Regions from separate parts of the Homo sapiens genome. Here region 2 is linked to region 1. The links are chromatin loops, found by intact Hi-C in ENCODE. Cell type or tissue: heart left ventricle. All regions are shown on one strand. Each heading gives the region's core, and the rest is flanking DNA. Links, peaks and the distances in the headings are about the cores only. Region 1 has its middle 3.2 kb from the start of SDE2. Region 2 has its middle 26 kb from the start of LINC01703.

What was found. A loop is a pair of places that touch in the nucleus more often than their neighbours do. Peaks named below come from ENCODE experiments on the same cell type or tissue, not always from the same donor. Only the 100,000 strongest peaks of a DNase experiment are listed, where the experiment ranks them.
Region 2: a loop joins it to region 1, with 6 times the contacts of the local background. A loop is called at or near these places in 55 of 110 quality-filtered maps.

What each region holds. Positions count from the first base shown.
Region 1 is chr1:226,001,089-226,003,995 of GRCh38, reverse strand. No RefSeq gene overlaps it. Among named protein-coding and RNA genes, the nearest start is that of SDE2, 3.2 kb to the right of the region's middle. In heart left ventricle, for the core only: no CTCF peak of the experiment used is centred there; DNase peaks (open chromatin) are centred at 1,075 and 1,589; H3K4me3 peaks cover 321 bases; H3K27ac peaks cover 2,280 bases.
Region 2 is chr1:226,108,575-226,111,481 of GRCh38, reverse strand. No RefSeq gene overlaps it. Among named protein-coding and RNA genes, the nearest start is that of LINC01703, 26 kb to the right of the region's middle. RefSeq lists silencers at 406-455, 836-1,295, 1,376-1,475. In heart left ventricle, for the core only: a CTCF peak has its summit at 1,612; DNase peaks (open chromatin) are centred at 771, 1,061 and 1,431; H3K4me3 peaks cover 2,264 bases; H3K27ac peaks cover 2,422 bases.

The sequences.
Region 1 (2,907 bases), core at 133-2,632:
TGAGGTTAACATTTGAATCAGTAGACTGAGTAAGGCAGGTTGCCTCCCCTAATGTGGGTGGACCACATCCAATCAGTTGAAGGCCTGAATAGAACAAAATGGTTGACACTTGCCCCAGTAAAGGAGAACTCCTCCTGCCTGACTCCTTTTGAACTGAGACATCAGCTTTTCCCTGCCTTTGGACTTGAGGACTTGAACTAAAACACAGACTCTTTCTTAGTTCTCCAGTCTGCTGGCCTTCTTGTGGGAACTACACCATTAGCTCTCCTGGGTCTCCAGCTTGCCGACTCACCCTGCAGATCTTGGGACTTGTCAGCCTCCATAATCATGTGAGCCAATTCCTTATTATCTATCTATGTATTTATTGATCTATCTGTCTATTCATCCATCCATTCATCCTATTGGTTCTGTTTCTCTGGAAAACCCTAATAGAGTAGACATACACCAATGTCAACTAATTAAACTACCCCCAAAGGCCTATCACTTCTCCAGCAAGAAAATCCCTCTTTGAAATGCTTGGCTATACAGAATTCAAACAGGATCATGGATTTTTATTGACCAGAGAGAAATCAAGTTCAATGTTGAAAAAAATTCTAGTACTGAGATACTAAATTTCTGGAAGATAGGCACTATGCTAGTTTTGCTTTATAGTTTTAGTACAGTGAATAATATAGAAATTTTATTTTTTAAATGAAACAGCATTGTTTGATGGTGATGATAAGAGTAATGATAACCAGTAGGGCTTTGTAAGCTAGTGTTGTCATGATAATGCAAACAAGGTAATATCTAGAGCAACTGGGAGTGATAGAATTTATTGGCGGAAGTCCACTCTGAAGGACGGTCCTTTTGTCTTGCTGATACTACAAAGAGGTGGGCTTCTACACTCAGCACTGACTGTGAGGCCAACTTTTTATCTCTGCTCTGCACCTCTACCCTAGTGTTCTTTTCTGCCCTCTCATGCTCCTTTCCAGTGTCAGTGCTGAACACAACCCTTCTCTGCCTCTCAACTCCACCTCACCATTGTCCTGTTTTCTTCCATCCAATAAGGAAGGAGGGCGGGGCTGTGCCTTCCCTGACAGCCAGCATCTTGGGACTTGCTTCAGGCTCCACCTCCCACACCATCCACCACCCGCTGTGGACTACACAGCTCTCACCCAGATGCTGTTTTTCCATCCTAGGAGCTGACCTCATTGTCCCTGGGGCTGGAGCCATCTATAAGGCAACACTTGCCAATTTGGGGGTTTATGGCATTTTTGCATTTCTGGCACAGAAGGAGTCAGCCTGTCCCATTGTCTTTTGTCATAAATAAGGTATTAGCAACCACCTTTCCTCTCTGCGCACAAACATGGCTGAAAACACAGAAGTGCGACTTGCATGTCACACATGGATATCGATTCACTAGTTTAGGAGCGTGGCTGCTGTTTATGGAAATTGCCAGCATACAGTTCTGCTTCCTGTTCTTGCAGACCAGCATGACATTTGGCTCGATTGAGCCCCTGTCATGGGTTGCCACACAAACATTGTCTGTCTGGTGCTGTCATTTCCTGGCAGTGAACAATTATTCCACATTGCCTCAAGATGCCCTCCCAGTGTCCCTCTCACGGCAGCAGAACCAGTCCTCAAAAGGCAAATGTGTGGCCAGAGCATTCTTCTGGAGAACATAGGCAGGAACAAAGCCAGTGTGGTTTACTGGAAAGCACACCAAATATAGTCTGAGGAGCATGGCCACACTATGTAGACAATAGAGGAACTGGCCCCCCTCCCACTCACCATTTAGTTGTCACAACCACACACGTGCCTTCCTGTGCCTTCCCTGACGTCATGAGGTGGGAAAGGTAGCAGCAGTTGGCTCTTTTCCATAATCACTGATCAGCCCCGCCACATAGCACTGTCAACTGGAAGCTACCACACACCCATAGTAACCCAGCTAATAGCTGTCTTTCTAGATTTTTTTTTTTTCACTGATGTGCACTGTGTTCTTGGCCATAGCCCTAACTTTACATGCTTCAATTTCCTCATTCTTTAAAGGAATTTAATAGCAATCCAAGTTAAATTCTGCATCCTTACAATAGATTGTTATATTAGTGCAAAATATATTTCATCATATGTACATTGAGAATAATTAACTTCTACCTTAGTAATCCATCAAGTATCCAACTAATATTTACTTAATATCTACTCTGTACATGTCATGGTACTACACGCTCATTTTGAAGTTTTAACAACAAATTATATATTACTTGGAAATTTGTGTCTTTCAAAAGCTAATATCAATGGTTATTTCATATTTTAAATGACAAATACCTATTCAATACTTGGGATTCTTTAAATAATAGGAATTTAAATGCAACAGAGGGATAAAAAGCGAAAAATTCCATTCAGACATCAGGTTTTATGAGGACTAAATATAATGTTAGTAATAAATGATGTGGAGTTTCCTTACTGGAAAGTACTACTTATGCCAGGCACGGCAGGTCACGCCTGTAATCCCAGCACTTTGGGAGGCTGAGGCGGGAGGATCTTTTGAGCCCAAGAGTTCAAGACCAGCCTGGGCAACTTAGCGAAAAACTCGTCTTTACAAAAAATTTAAAAATTAGCCAGGTGTGGTGGCATGCACCTGTAATCCATCTGGAGTCTGTGGCAGATCACTTGAGCCCAGGAGTTCAAGGCTGCGTGTGCTATGATTGCGCCACTACACTCCAGCCCAGGTGGCAGAGCGAGTGTCTCAAAAAAGAAAGAAAGAAAGAAAAAAAAGACTAATCATAATAATTCCTCACAAGACACGAAGCATTATCCCGACACAAAAAATGTTTTGGAAACCCAAACTGACCTTTATACAGTTACTTGTAGGATCTCAGACCTTTGAAATGGTCATTTAAAAAAATTATTTATTTATTTGAAATAGTC
Region 2 (2,907 bases), core at 261-2,760, 110 kb before region 1:
GAATACTGAGGAAGAGACAGTGTGATGTCCCTGTGTGCTTGACGACTTAAATTTATCCCCTGGGGACAGTTAGCATTTGAAGTGTCCTTGTCAGGAGCCCACACTCCAGAGGTGGCTATGTCAACTGCTTCAAATGCCTTTATCTAAATATGCACCTGGGGGTGTTAAAAATAGTTTCTTTGGGAAAATGATGGGTGTTCCAGATGTGACTGGCTGGAAAGAGTGAGCAGGCACTTATGCTGGGGAACGAAGATTACGAGTATCTGGCAAACTCCCGCCGCTCCAGCCTAGAGTTCCATCGGTATCTTGAGTTCCCCTTAGTGGGGGGATTCTGTTGGTTGATACCACAGAAGAATATAATTGCATTTGCTTCCAAGGGACTCTTTCTTGCAAGACATGTCAGAAATCCGGGCTCCCGCCGTTGGGCAGCAGCACCGTGACCTCTAGCAGGCTATTTAGCTCCGGCTTCCGCTTCTGTAGATTGGAGATGATGACAATCTTGCCAGGTGGTGGTGAGGGGTAGCCGAGCTTTAAAATGGCAAGTTTCTGCTGCAGCTCCCTCCGGCTGTGTGGCTGGAGCAAGGTCAGCAAGGCCCCGGGCCCCAGGCCCCGCCATCCCCGGCTACCCGAGAGCGCGGTCGCGGACGACTAGCCAGGACGCCCCTAGAGCCGCCCTTCCTTCCTCCGCCCGCGCCGCGCGGGCCACCCGCGGACATCTGGTGGCTAAGCAGCCTCTCCGGGCTGCTGCCTCCTCCGCCCCCGCTCCGGGAAGCCCCGAGCTGGCGCCCTCGCTCTGGTCGCAGCATCCGGGGCCGCCTCTTTCGCCCCGCGCGTGGCTCCGGAAGCAGGTCGGCTTGCCTCTGGGGATCCGCGCGCCTCTGGGGGTCCGCGCCGGCCCTGCCTTCCCCAGTGGTGGCGGGGGTCGGGGGGCGCCCAGGAGGCCCAGGGGCTGCCCCTCGGCCTCGCCGCAAGCGGCCAGCCGAGGCCAGTGGGCCAGGGCAGCTGCAGGCGCCTCCCTCCCCCGCAGCACTGAACTCCCCCGCCCCGCACTCGAGGCGGCTGCCAGGAACTGAAATATTAATAGGCACAAACTTCCTGGAAAGATTTGCGTCCTCAACACAAATGACCCCGCTTTGCCCACTGAAATAAATAAATAAAGGGCAGCTCCCGGGCCAGGCGGCAGAGGAGCCGGGGGGAACTGCCGGGGAGCCGGGGGGAACTGCCGCGAACCCGCCCCCCAGCCCGGCCTCCGCCGCGGCCCACGCGCTCTCCGCACTGCTCTTGGAACGTCCCGCGGGACGCACCGGGCGGAGGGCGCGGGCTCGGGGCTCCCTTTTTTAAGCAGGGCTTGGGCGCGCGCGGGCAGCCTGGACGCCCCGGGTGGTCGCGCGCACGCCCGGCCACGCGCACGCCCCCGCCCCCGCGCTCCCCGGAGCAGCCCCCGCCCGGCCGCGCGCCCGGCCAGCCAGCCCCTGCCCGCGAGTGACGCGCGCGCCTCCCAGCCTGCGGCTCCTCCTCTCCCGACGCAACTGGCCCGCCCTCCTCTGCGCTCCTCCGCCGGGACATCTGTCATTTAGGAACCTCAAAACAAATCTCCACCTGGCGTTTAGAAATGCGATTTGATTTTCAGAGTTCTTCGATATTCGCATCTCCCGGGATTCCCTGGGCAGGGAGGCAGCTGTGGCCCAGGAGGCCAACGCGCCTCTCCTCGCAGCAGCTCAGGAGGAGGTGACAGGCCAGGAAGCCCCACTCCGACCGCCGCTTTCCCCATGCGCCACGGATTCAGCGCCTGCTCCCATCTTGCCCATAGCACAGTTCCAAAGTAGGGAAGTGTCAGTGCCCAGCTCGACCGCATACCCCATGGAGACCGCATACCCCATGGAGCGGTCCGGACGCCCCAGCTCAGGCTTCAGGCTTCTGAAGGGAACAGCTGCATTTGTTCCAACTGTTCTCCCTACCTGGAAGCCATCCATTCATTCATTTAAAATAGTTATTGAGCGCCTAATAGGTCCTATTCTAGGCACTATTCTAGGAACTGGGGATACGGAGCAAAAACAAACACAAAAATCCCTGCGCTCCTAGAGTTTGTATTGTAATGGGAGAGACAGAGCAACCAAAGTAAAATGTAAAATATGTTAAATAGTGATCAAGCTAAGGGGAAAAAATAACCACAGGGAAGAAGGATATGAAATGTGTGTGTAGGAGAAGTTAAGTGTTGGATAGGGTGCCTGGAAAGGCCTCACTGAGAAGGCTACAGTGATTTTTGAGTAAAGGCCAGAGGGAACCAAGCAAGCCACCCACACAGATATCCGGCGGCCTGCTGTGTTCCCGGAAGAGCAGGGAGGCCAGAGTGGATGGAGCAGAGTGAAGAGGAGGTGCCTAGTGGAAGCCAGGGGCCTACCTCAGTGGCTCATGCCTTTTAATCCCAGCACTTTGAGAGGCCAAGGTGGAAGGATCACTTGAGGCCAGGGGTTCAGGACCAGCTTGGGCAACATCGCAAGCCAGCCCATCCCCTCCCCATCTCTATACTTTTTTTTTTTTTTTTTTTGGAAAATTAGCCAGGCTGGCCGGTAGGGTGGCTTACGCCTGTAATGGTAGCACTTTGGGAGGCTGAAGCTGGTGGATCACTTGAGGCCAGGAGTTGGAGACCAGCCTGGCCAACATGTATTTTTAGCTTTACTAAAAATACAAAAATTAGGCCGGTGGGGGGTCCCAGCACTTTGGGAGCTGAGGCGGGTGGATCCCCTGAGATCAAGAGTTTGAGACCAGCCGGGCCAACATGGTGAAACCCTGTCTCTACTAAAAATACAAAAATTAGCTGGGCATGGTGGCACACATCTGTAATCCCAGCTACTCAGGAGGCTGAGGCAGGAGAATCGCTTGAACCCGGGATGCGAAGTTTGCAAT